Regions from separate parts of the Homo sapiens genome. Here region 2 is linked to region 1. A link is an interaction called in ENCODE POLR2A ChIA-PET data of the cell type or tissue named here. Cell type or tissue: A673. All regions are shown on one strand. Region 1 overlaps WDR45B (WD repeat domain 45B). Region 2 overlaps FOXK2 (forkhead box K2).

The links. ChIA-PET counts read pairs that join two places held together with the same protein. Peaks named below come from ENCODE experiments on the same cell type or tissue, not always from the same donor. Only the 100,000 strongest peaks of a DNase experiment are listed, where the experiment ranks them.
Region 2: POLR2A ChIA-PET joins it to region 1 with 16 read pairs; 5 of 35 experiments call an interaction of 5 or more read pairs at or near these places.

What each region holds. Positions count from the first base shown.
Region 1 is chr17:82,618,593-82,626,592 of GRCh38, reverse strand. WDR45B (WD repeat domain 45B) reads left to right here. Exons shown (of 10, transcript NM_019613.4): 5 at 1,110-1,204; 6 at 4,794-4,984; 7 at 7,465-7,550. Among named protein-coding and RNA genes, the nearest start is that of WDR45B, 26 kb to the left of the region's middle. In A673, no CTCF peak of the experiment used is centred here; no DNase peak of the experiment used is centred here.
Region 2 is chr17:82,531,936-82,539,935 of GRCh38, reverse strand. All of the region lies in intron 1 of FOXK2 (forkhead box K2), which reads right to left. Among named protein-coding and RNA genes, the nearest start is that of FOXK2, 16 kb to the right of the region's middle. RefSeq lists an enhancer at 3,968-4,553 and a silencer at 5,249-5,543. In A673, no CTCF peak of the experiment used is centred here; a DNase peak (open chromatin) is centred at 3,595; H3K4me3 peaks cover 423 bases; H3K27ac peaks cover 3,310 bases.

The DNA.
Region 1 (8,000 bases):
GGATGTAAACAGAGGTCATTTCACCTCCCTGCCCTTTTTTTTTTTTTTTTTTTTTTTTTGGGAGATAGAGTCTTGCTCTGTTGCCAGACTGGAGTGCAGTGGCACAATCTCAGTTCACTGTAACCTCTGCCTCCCGGGTTCAAGCAATTCCTGCCTCAGCCTCCGGAGTAGCTGGGACTACAGGCGCACACCACCAAGCCTGGCTGATTTTGTATCTTTAGTAGAGACAGGGTTTCACCATGTTGGCCAGGATGGTCTTGATCCCTTGACCTCATGATCCACCCGCCTCAGCCTCCCAAAGTGCTGGGATTACAGGTGTGAGCCACTGCGCCCGGCCAACTTTCCTGCATTTTTGTGTGGGTTTGTCATTTTAATAACGTCAATATTTAAAGGCCCTTAGTAATGCAAATGTGGCCGGGCACCGTGGCTCATGCCTGTAATCCCAGCACTTTGGGAGGCTGAGGCAGGCGGATCACAAGGTCAGGAGTTAGAGACCAGCCTGGCCAACCTAGTGAAACCCCATCTCTACTAAAAATACAAAAATTAGCTGGGCATGGTGGTGCACGCCTGTAATCCCACCTACTCAGGAGGCTGAGGCAGGAGAATCGCTTGAACTGGAGGTGGAGGTTGCAGTGAGCTGAGGTTGTGCCACTGCACTCCAGCCTGAGCGACAGAGTGAGACTCCATCTATAAAAAAAAAGTAATAATAATAATAATGCAAACGCTTGAGCCAGATCGAGGATATTCTACTTTCAGACTTTTCTTATTTTTTCCAGACACAGTAGCATAAAAATATCACTTCTGTCTGTTTTGCTCGGTTCTGAACCTAGATGGAGTGTTTGATGATGTCTCTCTGAACCTCAGAGACGTCTCTTAGGCTGACCTTCACCCAGGCGAGAAGCACTCCCTCAGCAGAGCCAGCCCACGTGCACTCGCCGAGCTCCAGGCCTGGCGCTGGCTACCTGCCTCCAGAGCTTTTTCTTCAGGAACACTCCTTTTCTGTGTGGTATTTTCAGTGTTTCTCAGTTTCAGTATGATAAGAACAGGAGCATAAAATGTTTGGGTTTGACTCTTGAGGAAAGCAACTCTGATCATGTTTTTCTTTCCAGAATTGTGGTGGTTTTGGACTCCATGATTAAGGTGTTCACATTCACACACAATCCCCATCAGTTGCACGTCTTCGAAACCTGCTATAACCCCAAAGGTGAGAGATTGAGCAGACGGGTGGCGATGGGAAATGGGTCCACATGGAGATGCCTGTGCTGGGCACTCCCTTCTCCAAGCAGGTCTCTGAGCAAAGTGCTTGGCGAGAGCAATCCTGAGCACAGAGGGGCCTCCAGAGGAGATGGACCTTCCAGGACCCACAGCTCAGCATCCCCAAACTACCTTCTGACCAGAGTCACAGAGTGGGGGCCCCTGTCCCCTCCCACCCAGTGACTATGGGCTCTCAGAACCTCCACAGTGAACCAGGAACCTATGTTTTCACCACTTCGGGAGCCACTGAGTTCTGGACTCAAGCCTTTCCTTCCCTTGTCTTCTGAATTGGAGGATTGATTGTGTTTGACTTTGTCATTTATTGTACCATCTTCATATCTTTTTATATTGGGGGTTTTGCCTCTGGCTTTGTTAGGGTAAAATTTACAAAAAACTGACTCGTTTTAAGAATACCATTTGTGGCCGGGCGCGGTGGCTCACTCCTGTAATCCCAGCACTTTGGGAGGCCGAGGCGGGCGGATCACAAGGTCAGGAGATTAAGACCATCCTGGCTAACACGGTGAAACCCTGTCTCTACTAAAAATACAAAAAATTAGCCGGGCGTGGTGGCGGGCACCTGTAGTCCCAGCTACTTGGGAGGCTGAGGCAGGAGAATCACTTGAACCCAGGAGGTAGAGGTCGCAGTGAGCCGAGATCACACCATTGCACTCCAGCCTGGGCGATAGAGCAAGACTCTATCTCAAAAAAAAAAAACTTCAATAAATTTCCGTCATTGTAAACAGTTGTGTAGCCACCGTCACAGTCAAGACAGAACAGTCGGCCGGGCGCAGTGGCTCACGCCTGTAATCCCAGCACTTTAGGAGGCCAAGGCGGGCGGATCACGAGGTCAGGAGATAGAGAGCATCCTGGTCAACGTGGTGAAACCTCATCTCTACTAAACATACAAAACTTAGCTGGATGTGGTGGCGGGTGCCCATAGTCCCAGCTACTTGGGAGGCTGAGGCAGGAGAATTGCTTGAACCCGGGAGGCGGAGCTTGCGGTGAGCCGAGATTGTGCCACTGCACTCCCGCCTGGGCGACAGAGTGAGACTAAAGAAAAAAAGAACAGTCTCTTCTCCTGGAAAACTTTCTTGGGACAGTCCCCTCCCCACTCAACCCTCAGGTTTTGTTTTTTTACATGTATTTGTCCTCTGTGTGTGTGTATGTGTGTTACTTTGTTGGTCCCTTCGGCCGTGTTTTGGCTATTAGGAAGGAGGAGTGTCGTGCATGTTCCCATAGCAGCCTTTGTGTGGGTAGTTTCATGTCTCTTGGGTCGATCCTGAGGGTTCGACTGCCCGGTCACAACCATGTTGTGGTTGTGTCTGACTATAAAATGCGGCCGTTTATTTTCCAGAGTGGCTGTGTCCCCTTGCGTCTCATCCATGATTTATGAGTGTTCCAGCATTGTCGGTCTTTCTAGCTGTAGCCGTTCCGTGCGTGTGTGATGATATCTCACTGGTAACGGCATCTCCTTGTGGTTTTGGTTTGCATTTCTCTGAGGACTGGCGGTGGCGACATCTTTCCCTGTGGTTCTTCCCTTTCGAGATCTTTTGGGAAGTGCCCCAGATGTTTTGCCCATTTTTTAGCCGGTTGTTTATCTTATAATGAGATGTAAGAATTTTTTTTTTTTTTTTTTAATATGAGATGGGGTCTTCCTCTGTTGCCCAAGCTGGAGTGCAGTGGCATGATCTCGGCTCACTGCAGCCTCTGCCTCCCAGGTTCAAGCAGTTCTCCCACCTCAGCCTCCTGAGTAGCTGGGACTACAGGCACACCACCATGCCTGGCTAATTTTTGTATTTTTAGTAGAGACGGGGTTTTACCATGTTGGCCAGGCTGGTCTTGATCTCCTGACCTCGTGATCCACCTGCCTCGGCCTCCCAAAGTGCTGGGATTACAGGCGTGAGCCACCGCGCCCAGCCCCATTTTTTTTGTTTGTTTTTTTTTTTTTTTTGGAGATAGAGTCTCGCTCTGTTGCCCAGGCTGGAGTGCAGTGGTGCGATCTCAGCTTACTGCAACCTCCGCCTCCTGGGTTCAAGCGATTCTCCTGCCTCAGTCCCCCAAGTAGCTGGGATTACAGGCACCCGCCACCACGCCTGGATAATTTCTGTATTTTTAGTAGAGACGGGGTTTCATTATGTTGGCTGGTCTCAAACTCCTGACCTCAGGTGATCCGCCTTCCTTGGCCTCCCAAAGTGCTGGGATTACAGGCGTGAGCCACTGTGCCCGGCCGTAAGAATTCTTTATATGTTGTAGATTTAGCCTTTTCCCTGGCACACTTTTGCAAGTATTGCTAAAAGATTTCTTTTATGTTTTCTTCTACACATTTGGTAGCTTTTCATCTAAAGTTAAATCTTCGATCCATTTCAAGTACATTTTGTATTCAGAGTGAGGCACACGCCTGGGTTCCTTTCTGTTCTATGTGGATATCTAAGCTTGGTACCTTTGTTTTGATTAAATAAATACAAGGTTTTTTTTCTGGACTTTTTGTTCTCTTCCATTGATCTGTGTTTCTGTCTTTATCCCAGTACCATCCTGCCTTGATAAGAGGTTTAAAGTAAATCTGAAATTAGGTAATATAAGTCTTGCAATCTTCTTACTTTACAAAAAAAAAAAAAATTTTTGGTCATGCCTGTAATCGCAGCACTGTGGGAGGCCAAGGCAGGTGGATCACAAGGTCAGGAGATTGAGACCATCCTGGCTAATATGGTGAAATCCCATCTCTACTAAAAATACAAAAAATTAGCTGGACATGGTGGCAGGTGGCTGTAGTCCCAGCTACTCGGGAGGCTGAGGCAGGAGAACGGCGTGAACCTGGGAGGCGGAGCTTGCAGTGAGCCGAGATCACGCCACTGTACACTCCAGCCTGGGTGACAGGGCCAGGCTCCGTCTCAAAAAAATAAAAAATTTGGGCTGTTCCAGTGCCTTTATTTTTCCTTATAATTCTTAGTATCAGCTTGTCTTTCTTCAAGAACCCTTTCTGAGAGGTTAGCTGTGATCACACTGACTGTAGATGAGTTAGATAGTAATAGCCAATCTTCCAGCCCACGATCACAAGACCAGCTCTCTCTCAGATCTTCTGTGGTCTTCCTTTGCAAGATGTTACAGTCCATGGATAGGTCTTGTACATCTGTTAACTTATTCCTCCGTTTTTTAATATTTTTACGCTGTTGCTGATGGAGCAGCTTTTAAATTTTATAATTTTGCATTGCATTTTCGGTGGCGTGTACCCTGACGGACGGACAGTTGGTAAAGTCGTTAATTTTGCATTGCATTTTCGGTAGCGCGTACCATGATGGATGGACAGTTGGTAAAGTTGTTCAGCAGATGTCTTGATTATGAGGAGGTCTCATGCGAGGTAGCTTTGCTTAGCCCTCTCATACTCTTTATTTACAATGAAAAATCTTTAAATTGAATTTGTGGTTCTGATATTTATAAATGATATACATCTATTTTTTCGGAGAACTTTGGGGGCAGAAAGTGGACTTTGGCTGTGAGAAATCAAAGGCAGTTCTTGATTGGTGTCCTCTGTCTCCACGCAGGCCTCTGTGTCCTTTGTCCCAATAGTAACAACTCCCTCCTGGCCTTTCCGGGCACGCACACGGGCCATGTGCAGCTTGTGGACCTGGCCAGCACGGAGAAGCCACCCGTGGACATTCCTGCACACGAGGGTGTCCTGAGCTGCATTGCACTCAACCTGCAGGGAACAAGAATTGCAACTGCATCCGAGAAAGTAAGTGTGCCACTCACCTTGTTGGTGTTGTGCCTCCTGGAGCAGCAGGCTCAGCAAAATGGCCATTCCCTGTATCAAGACTCAAAAGGCAGTGGGCCTGCCCCAACCTGGAGCCCCTCAGGGGCCTGTGGACCTGGCTGGTCATGTCATCAGACAGGTTGAAGTCTTCACAGGTCGTCTTGTGCCCAGGGACTGGTTTTATTTCTAATTATTTACAAAGCAGTGTCTTGTAAAATATGATAAGCCAAAGAAACAGGGCCAGGGGCAGTGGCTAAACCTGTAATCCCAGCAATTTGGGAGGCCAAGGCAGGCGGATCACTTGAGGTCAGATGTTCGAAACCAGCCTGGCCAAGATGGTGAAACCCCGTCTCTACTAAAAATACAAAAATTAGCCAGGCATGGTGGTGTGTACCTGTAATCCCAGCTACTCGGAAGGCTAAGGCAGGAGAATCACTTGAACCCAGGAGGTGGAGATTGCAGTGAGCTGAGATCATGCCACTACACTGCAGCCCGGGTGACAGAGTGAGACTCCGTCTCAAAAAAAAAAAAAAAAAGAAACAAAAATACGTCCACATCCAAGTTGATTACAGTGATCAGATATGACAGCTTTGTCATATTCTCATAGATTTTGCAGAACCACTCAACTTCTGTGCTCCTGTCTTCACAGCCTGATAACACACAGCTCAAAACCCTTTTTTACCTGCTTAGTAACGTGTCTTCATTGAATTACCACCAGATTGTAACTGAAAATATTGACGTATTGGACACATTGTCCTTTGATTTGCGAGGTCAGAAGAACTGTTAATTTTTTAAAATAATTTTAAATCTGGGGTTCTTTATACTTCTTTTTGCCTGAATTCAGATTTTTACAAAGAAAATTGGTATCTTGTACTATAGTTTTCATTGAAGACTGCAAACCCGGTGTTACTTTGTAGGAAATTATAAATTGTTAAGGAGGTGAGACCGCAAGCCGGTGATGGTATCCGTTTGTGGGCACAGTGCACTGAGGTTCAGTGCGGCCCTGCTCCTACCCTTTCACGCGGTGCCAGTGCCAGGGTCACTCCTCAGCACGTGGGGACACGCGGTTTGGGGCGTGTCCCGCTCACTCCTGGGACTCAGCTGAGAACAGGTTTAGTTATTTCTAGGTAGTTTTTGTTTTGTTTTGTTTTGTTTTTTGAGATTGAGTTTTGCTCTGTCACCCAGGCTGGAGTGCAGTGGCGTGATCTCAGCTCACTGCCACCTCCGCCTCCTGGGTGCCAGCGATTCTCCTGCCTCCACCTCCCGAGTAGCTGGGTGACAGGCACCCACCGCCATGCCTGGCTAATGTTTGTATTTTTAGTAGAGACGAGGTTTCACCATGTTGGTCAGGCTGGCTTGGAACTCCCGACCTCAGGTGATCCACCCGCCTCAGCCTCCCAAAGTGCTGGGATTACAGGCGTGAGCCACCGCACCCAGCCCTTTAGGTAGTATTTTTTAGAATGGTATCATATTAGCAACAAAATAGATATAATTTTGTATGAATTAGAAATGCGGTTCCTCTGTATTTTTGGTACATTTTTTCTTACCCTTTTTATCTTTAGATTCTCCATCCCCACTCCCTGCAACTTTTCTTCTTTAGATAGAATCCCCGTTACAAATGTGGATGCTTCTCTGCTTCCTGCTTTCTTAGCCGCAGCGGTGCCCTCCGGGTTAGCCAGGTAGATGGGATTACGCAGAGCCTTGCAACATCTGTGACCCATCCCGTGCTGTCGGCAGTCACCCCGTGAGGCTGCTCCTGCCTTGTCCCCCACAAGCTGGCTCCTTACTGCACCCCCAGGAGTAGGGGCTGCTGGGTTGAAGGATATAAAGATTTTTTGTTGGATGTTGTCAGAGTGTTTGACAAAAGATGCAGCAGTTCTCGTTTTCCCAGCTGTCAGAATCAGCTGAAGAGTCCTCCTCGTTCTGGAGGAGATGTTAAAAACTTCCCTGAGGTCTTGGGCACCTCTTTCTTGGGAAAGCCAGCATAGCTGACATGGATGGGTTTAAGTCCTTTTATTTTTTTTTTTTTGCCTCACCTTTTTGATGGCCGGATTCCCGTGCTGCTTTTCCTAGCTATCTGAGGGACTTAGGATTCGGACAGTGCTTCTCAGATGAGCTCCCTGTGTAGCAGGAGCAGGGAGCCTGGGCCTGGGTGTTCCTCCTGGGTCTCAGCCAGGGATGCGGGCATCCAGGGTCAGTCCACCCTGCCCGGTCAGGAGGTTGTCTCTGGAAGCCTCTCTTGACTTGTGCCCAGTGCCGTGGGACCAGGAGCCACCAACCAACTCGTTCTCAGGGGCACAACTGTGTGCTGGCAGTTGGAGGAGAAAGTTAAGTAGTAGATGATGTGGGTGAGTTTGAGAAAGGCTTGTGTGGACTAATGGATTTGTGAATGTGAGTCATTTCAAAAACTAACGAAAAAGTTTTGAATCTTTGATAATGAAACACTTCACTGTTTTTCAAAGGGGACGCTTATAAGAATATTTGATACTTCATCAGGGCATTTAATCCAGGAACTGCGAAGAGGATCTCAAGCAGCCAATATTTACTGGTAAGGGCACCTCCAACTTCACCGGAGAAGAACTTCGGGCTGACAGCACGGAAGTGGGCCTTTGGGATTTGGGAGAGGGGGTAGGAGCAGCCACCCTCCCCCGAATAAGGCCAGAGGAGGGAGAAGCTTGGGCTGCTAGGGGGTTGGGTTTCAGCTTTTTAAATTGTGATTAACTTTAAGTTTTTATCGTGGGAAATTACACAGAAGTAGAAAGAATGTCATAATTAACCCTGCTTCAGCATTTATTAGTATTTGATGGTTTTTGTTGTTGGTGGGTTTTTTTTGTTGTTTTTTTGGGGTTTTTATTTTGAGGGAAGGTCTTGCTCTGTCGCCCAGGCTGGAGTGCAGTGACGCTATCACAGCTCACTACAGCCTCGACCTGGGCCCAAGCGATTCTCCTGCCTCAGCCTCCTGAGCAGCTGGGACCACAGTTGTGCACCACCACGCCCG
Region 2 (8,000 bases), 87 kb after region 1:
GGAGTGCAGTGGCATGATCCCAGCTCACTGCAACCTCCACCTCCCAGGTTTAAGAGATTCTCCTGCCTCTGCCTCTTGAGTAGCTGGGATTACAGGTGCCTGCCACCATGCCCAGCTAATTTTTTGTATTTTTAACGGAGACAGGGTTTCACCATGTTGGCCAGCCTGGTCTCGAACTCCTGACCTCAGGTGATCCAGTCACCTCAGCCTCCCAAAGTGTTGAGATTACAGGCGTGAGCCACCATGCCCGGCCCATTTACATATATTTTTTAATTAATTTTTTTTTTTAAAACAAGGTCTCGAGTGTTACCCAGACTGGAGTGCAGTGGTATGATCATGGCTCACTACAGCCTTGACTTCCTGGGTTCAAGCAATCCTCCCACCTCAGCCTCCAAAGTAGCTGGAATCACAGGCATGTGCCACCATACAGAGCTAATTGTTTCATTTTTTTTGTAGAGACAGGGTCCATCTATGTTGTCCAGGCTGGTCTCGAACTCCTGTCCTCAACTGATCCTCCCGCATCAGCTTCCCAAAGTGTTGAGACTACAGGCCTGAGCCACCACGCCCAGCCACCTTACAGTGCTGAGATTACAGGTCTGAGCCACCACGCCCGGCCACCTTACAGTGCTGAGATTACGGGCCTGAGCCACCACGCCCGGCCACCTTACAGTGCTGAGATTAGGGGTCTGAGCCACCACGCCCGGCCACCTTACAGTGCTGAGATTACGGGCCTGAGCCACCACGCCCGGCCACCTTACAGTGCTGAGATTACGGGTCTGAGCCACCACGCCCGGCCACCTTACAGTGCTGAGATGACAGGCCTGAGCCACCACGCCCGGCCACCTTACAGTTTTAAAAGCTTCAATACTTTTCTATTTCTCCCTCCCATTCTCATACCACATTTTCTACCTCAAAAAGAAATCCCATCACCTCTCAGTCTTAAACATTCCAAACGTGTTTTTCTTTCCACCAGAAGATAAACCAGGAGAGGAAGAAGAATCAAAATTCTGAAGGACTCTTCATCAATACTCTTCTAACTGTTTTGGAAGGAGATCTGGCTGGGGCAACCCATGCTGGGCTGAGTGGCTGTGAGCTGTGGGTATGGCGTAGGGTACAAGTCCCTTCTCTGGGCTGGGCCTCAGTGTTGTCCAAGGGGTGAGCCCCAGGCCTGCCCTGGGGCCAGAGGTGACAGTGAGGGGCTTGAGGAAGGGCCCGGCTGGAAAGATGCATCCTAAGTTTGGTGGGGTTCTTTTTCATTCCCTATAAAACACGGTGCAGAGCATTTTGCTCTTCTACACCATACATGATACACAGAAAAACCCCATGCGGCTCCTGTGGGGACTGTGTCCACCAGCAGAGGACAAGGGCATTCTTCTGTCTGCAACAACGAAGGCAAATGCGAGGACGGTAATTTTTCCTTTGACAAAATGAGCTTAATGTTGTTTTAATTGGAGACAGGATCTTGGTCTGTCACCCAGGTTGGAGCGCAGCGGCACGAGCATGGCTCACTACAGCCTCAACTTCCCGGGCTCAAGTGATCTTCCCATCTTAGCCTCCCAAGTGTCCAGGACTGGAGGAATGCACGACCACACCTAATTTTTAAATTTTTTGTAGAGAAAGAAGTCTCACTATGTTGGCCAGGCTGGTCTCGAACTCCTGGCCTCCAGCAATCCTCCCACCTCCCACCCGGCCTATATCTTTTTTTTCTTTTTTCAGACGGAGTCTTGCTCAGTCGCCCAGGCTGGAGTGCAATGGCACGATCTCGGCTCACTGCAACCTCTGCCTCTTGGGTTCAAACGATTCTCCTGTCTCAGCCTCCCAAGTAGCTGGGATTACAGGCACCGACCATCATGCCCAGCTAATTTTTGTATTTTTGTAGAGACAGGGTTTCACCATGTTGGCCAAGCTAGTCTCGAACTCCTGACCTCAAGCAATCCACCTGCCTCAGCCTCCAGAAGTGCTGGGATTACAGGTGAGAGCCACTGTGCCTGGCCACGGATTTTTTTTTTTTTTTTTTTGGAGACAGAGTCTCCATTGCCAGGCTGGAGTGCAGTGGTGCAATCTCAGCTCACTATAACCTCCACCTCCCAGGTTCAAGGGGTTCTCCTGCCTCAGCTTCCAGAGTAGCTGGGATTACAGGCGTGTACCACCACGCCCGGCTAATTTTTTTATTTTCAGTAGAGATGGGGTTTCCATGTTGGCCAGGATGGTCTCAATCTCTTGACCTCGTGACCTGCCCGCCTCGGCCTCCAAAAGTGTTGGCAAACAGGCATAAGCCACCGTGTGCCTGGCCTTTTTTTTTTTTTTTTTTTTTTTGAGATGGAGTCTCACTCTTGTCGCCCAGGCCGGAGTGCAGTGGCATGATCTCAGCTCACTGCAACTTCCACTTCCCAGGTTCAGGCAATTCTCCTGCCTTAGCCTCCTGAATAGCTGATTACAGGCACACACCACCATGCCCGGTTAATTTTTTGTATGCTGGCCAGGCTGGTCTCAAACTCCTGACCTCATGATCCGCCCACCTCAGCCTCCCAAAGTGCTGGGATTTCAGGCGTGAGCCACCGTGCCCGCCCGGCAATGGATAATTTTTCACATCCACTTTTACGGTCTAAATGTTCTACAAGAAGTATTATTTCACAATATTTTTAAATTTAATAATATGTTAAACTTTAATCATTTAAGAAAGACTATAAGCATCATACCAATTCAGTCAACAAGTATCTGAATTTCTCAGGAATAACCTTCCTAACATAATACCAGCAGCTCCAGCCCAGCATCCCACTCACTGGTCAGCTGGAGGCTGGCCCCCACCAACTGCCCAGGAGCTGAGTGGATCCAGCAGCAAGAACCTTCTACAACCAACCGCTAAGCTTTATATTCTATTCTTTTCCTAAACAATGTTTTCTAACCTTAAGTGCCTACCAGAAGCTGCTGGAGACCTCATTCAAAATGTATTGTGTGTGTCTGTTCTAATGTGTCTGGAGTCTGACTGACACAAGGCACTCCTCTTCTGTTTTGCCTAAGTCAGATCCAAGGCCAAAAAAAGCTTAAAAACATTTCAAACCCATTTAACTCTCAGATGCCTGGGGCAGAAGATTACAGTCCCAACATACAACAGACTGCCTAAGGCGAAAACCTGGGTGTGTTTCTGGGAAATCAGGACATTCAGAGGCCTCAGTGTGTGCTGGAAAATTCAGAAAGCTACACACATGCCCAGGGCAAAAGGCCCCCTCTGCGAAGACCTCCTCGGCCTCGAGCTTGCTTTCACTCTGGGCTGATCCCTAGGCCAAGGGCAAGCCCATCAAGAGTTCAAGGAGGGCTCAGGCACAGAGCCAGTTCGTAAAGACTGTAAGAGTTCCTGGCATTCAAGGAAATCTTTGTCAAAACACCAACTAAACACAAGCTGAGGAACAAGGACTTCAGTGACTACATAACGAAGGAAGATAGTCTGCAATAACAATAGCTTGGAAAAGTCGTTAAATAAAAGGGCCCCTATATCCTTTGGCAAGCAAAAAACCCCACCAAACCCAAGGAAAGGAGAAGAATCTGATTTCCAGAGCTACTGCGTTCTCATCATCACAGGTCCAGTTTGCAACAACAACAAAAATCACAAGGCACACAAAGAAACAGGAAAGTATGACTCAGTCAAAGAAATAAAAACTGACAGAAACTATTCTGGGGAAGGCCAGATGCTGGATTTGCTAGACAAAGACTTTGAAACAACTGCCTTAAATATGCTCAAAAACTTAAATAAAAACACAGGCCGGGCACCGTAGCTCACACCTGTAATCCCAGCACTTGGGGAGGCCGAGATGGGCAGATCACCTGAGGTGAGGAGTTTGAGACCAGCCTGGCCAACACGGTGAAACCCCATCTCTACTAAAAATACAAAAAAAATGCCAGGCACGGTGGTTCACACCTATAATCCCAGCACTTCGGGAGGCTGAGACAGGCGGATCACCTGAGGTTAGGAGTTCCAGACCCGCCTGACCAACATGGAGAAACCCCATCTCCACTAAATATACAAAATTACCTGGGCATGGTGGCGCATGCCTGTAATCCCAGCTACTCGGGAGGCTGAGGCGGGAGAATCGCTTGAACCAGAAGAGGTTTCAGTGAGCCCAGATCGCGCCACTGCACTCCAGCCTGGGCAACAAAAGTGAAACTCCATCTCAAAAAAAAAACAAAAACAAAAACACACAACTAAAAGAGATAAGGAAAACAACGTGTGTGTGAACCAAACAGGACTATCGACAGAGACAGCATAAAAAGGAACAAAACAGAAATCCTGGAGCTTTTAAAAGGTACAATGACAAACATGAAAAGCTCATGCTAGCAGTTCAATAGCACATCTGAGCAGGCACAAGAAGAATCAGGAAACTTGAAGATGGGAAGACTGAGATTCTGCTCCCGCAAGTCTCCTCAGAAAGGAGAAAGAACAAAGAAGACGAGCAGAGCCTAAAGGACCTGTGAGATGTCAGCTCACCAACCAACCATGGAAGTTTGAAATGGGCAGAAAGAATGTCTGAAAAAATAATGGCCAAAACCTTTTCGAGTTTAATGAAAGACAAAAATTTTACAAATCCAAGAAGCTCAACAAACTCCAAGTAGGATAAACTCACAGGACCCAAAATGAAACACATTTTAATCAGTGTTGAAAGCCAAAAGACAAAAAAAGAGAGAATCTTGACAGCAGCAAGAGATAAGCGACTGGATAACTGTTAACAGCTGACTTCTCATCAGAAATCACGAAGGCCAAGGCCGGGCACGGTGGCTTACACCTGTAATCCCAGCACTTTAGGAGGCTGAGGCAGGTGGATAAGCTGAGGTCAGGAGTTCGAGACCAGCCTAACCAACATGTGGAAACCCCATCTGTACAAAAAATACAAAAATCAGCCAGGTGTGGTGGCAGGCATCTGTAATCCCAGCTACTCCTAAGGCTGAGGCAGGAGAATCGCTTAAACCTGGGAGGTGGAGGTTGCAGTGAGCCAAGATGGTGCCACTGCACTCCAGCTGGGCGACAGAGCAAGAACCTGCCCCCAAAAAATGTGTGTTTTTCAGCACTCAATAATTAACAGGTAGATTTGTGTCAACAAGAAAAGGCATAGCCTGAAAAACAACTTTTAAGAGAGAACAAGATAAAAGATCCATGGAAAATAAATATTACTTCTGGGGACATGTTTCAACGAGTTCGTTACCATCTGTAAGAGGAGACAGGAACAGGAGTGAGTGCTGAGGCACCCAGTCACTAAAGTCAAACCTGGATGGGCTGAAGTGTGTGGTGAGAAGGATCAGAGCTAGAGACCATCTCATGTGCGATAAGGATGTGCTCCAGTAGCGCAGTCCCAGGAGGGTCTCCTCCAGAGCTCTGCTAAAGTTCTCAGCAAGAAGGAGCCTGGCCCCTCCTCTAGCCTGAGGCATGACGACCTAGAGCCAGGTCTGTGCACATGCTCTGCAGGAGAAGCAGAAGAGCAGCACCCGGTGCAAAGACTCGGGAACAACAAGCCACCAACTTCATGGTCTGACTTGTTCCTATATTAGAGCCGCAACAACTATCAAGCAGTACGACAAGTCATGTGCCCTGACACACATTATTAGAACATTTTTATTCAATCACAAGAAATTTTGTCCATGTGCAGCCAGGCTTCCACAGGTTACCCCTCTACATATCAGCCATCTTTTCTTTTTTTTTCGAGTCGAGGTTTTGCTCTGCTGCCCAGACTTGAGTGCAATAGTGCAATCACAGTCCACAGCAGCCTCAACCTCCGAGGGTCAAGTGATCCTCCCACCTCGGCCTCCCAAGTAGCTAGGACTAGAGGCCCTTGCCACAACATCTGGCTATTTTTCTCTTTTTTTTTTTTTTTGAGACAGTGTCTTACTCAGTTGGGACTACAAGTGTGTGCCACCATGCCCGGCTATCTTATCTACCTATCGACCTGAGACAGGGTCTCCCCTTCTGTTGCCTGGGCTGGAGTGCACCGGTGTGATCTCGGCTCCCTATAGCCTCCACCTCTTGGGCCCAAGTGATCCTCCAACCTCAGTCTCACGAGTAGCTGGGATTACAGCTGCGCACCACCACACCCAGCTAACCTAGCTGTGCCAGGCCCAGCTAACCTACAGCTGTGCGTCACCACGCCCGGCTAACCTACAGCTGGGCACCACCATGCCCGGCTAACAAAATTCACGTCGTTTCAAGTCAATGATGGGCCGCATATATGAGGGTCCCGTTAAGATTATGATGGAGCTGAAAAATTCCTATTCCTAGCCATTGTGATGTCATAGTGCAATGAATTACTCATGAGTCTGGGGTGATGCTGGTGTCAACGAACCTACTACGCGAACAGCCGTATGAAAGTACAGCACATACGATCGCGTACAATATGTAATACTTAATAATAATAAATGACAGTTACTGGTTATGTATTCACTGCACTATACTTTTTTTTTTTGAGACAAAGTCTCACTCCATCACCCAGGCTGGAGTGCAGTGGCACGGTCTCGGCTCACTACAACCTCTGCCTCCTGGGTTCAAGCAATTCTCCTGCCTCAGCCTCCCGAGTAGCTGGGATTACAGGCGTGTGCTACCATGCCTGGCTAATTTTTTGCATTTTTAGTAGAGACAGGGTTTCACCATGTTGGCCAGGCTGGTCTCAAACTCCTGACCTCAGGTGATCCACCCGCCTGGCCTCCCAAAGTGCTGGGATTACAGGCGTGAGCCACCACGCCCGGCAGCACTATACATTTTATCGTTAATTTAGAGTATACTGCTTCTACTTATTTTTAAAAAGTTAACTATACAACAGCCCCAGGTAGGTCCTTCAGGAAGTATCCAGAAGAAGCCGTTATCACCGGAGGTGACAGCTCCATGCACGTTACTTCCCCTAAGAACTTTGGAGTGGAACAAGATGTGGAGGTAGAAGACAGTGATACTGCTGGTCCTGACCCTATGTAGGGCTAGGCTAGTGTGTGTTTCAGTCTTAGTTTTTAAACAAAAAAAGTTTAAAAAGAAAAAAATAATAATTTTACAAACAGAAAAAAGCTTATCAAATAAGAATACAAAAATATTTTTGTGGTCAGGCGCGGTGGCTCACACCTGTAATCCCAGCACTTTGGGAGGCCAAAGCAGGCAGATCACCTCAGGTCAGGAGTTCGAGACCAGCCTGGTCAACACGGCAAAACCCCATCTCTACTAAAAATACAAAAATTAGCCAGGTGAGGTGGCTACTCGGGAGGCTGAAGCAGGAGAATCACTCGAACCCGGGAGGCAGAGGTTGCAGTGAGCCACAATCACACCATTGCACTCCAGCTTGGGCCACACAGTGAGACGTAGTCTCAGAAAAAAACAACAAAAATATTTTTTTATGTCTGCACAATGTGTGTTTTAAACTAAGTATTAGTTTATAAAGTAAAAAAAAATTATAGTATGTTAAGACTAATAAATTATTTACAATTTTTTTCTTTTACCTGACAAGAAAACTCTTTTTAAATACATTTAGGCCAGGCGCAGTGGCTCACGCCTGTAATCCCAGCACTTTGGGAGGCCGAGGTGGGTGGATCACCTGAGGTCAGGAGTTCAAGACCAGCCTGGCCAACATGGTGAAACCCCGTCTCCACTAAAAATGCAAAAACTAGCTGGGCTGGTCTCGGGTGCTGGTAATCCCAGCTACTCGGAAAGCTGAGGCAGGAGAATTGCTTGAACCAAGGAGGCGGAGGCTGCAGTGAGCCGAGAACGCGCCATTGCACTGCAGCCTAGGCAACAAGAGCGAAACTCCATCTCAAAAAAATAAATAAGATGGGCACAGTGGCTCACGCCTATAATCCTAGCACTTAGGGAGGCCAAGGTAGGTGTTTACCTGAGCTCAGGAGTTCAAGACCAGCCTGGACAACATGGTGAAACCCCATCTCTACTAAAATAAAATAAAATAAAATAATTAGCCGGGCGTGGCGGCGTGAGCCTGTAATCCCAGCTACTCGGGAAGCTGAGGCAGGAGAACTGCTTGAAC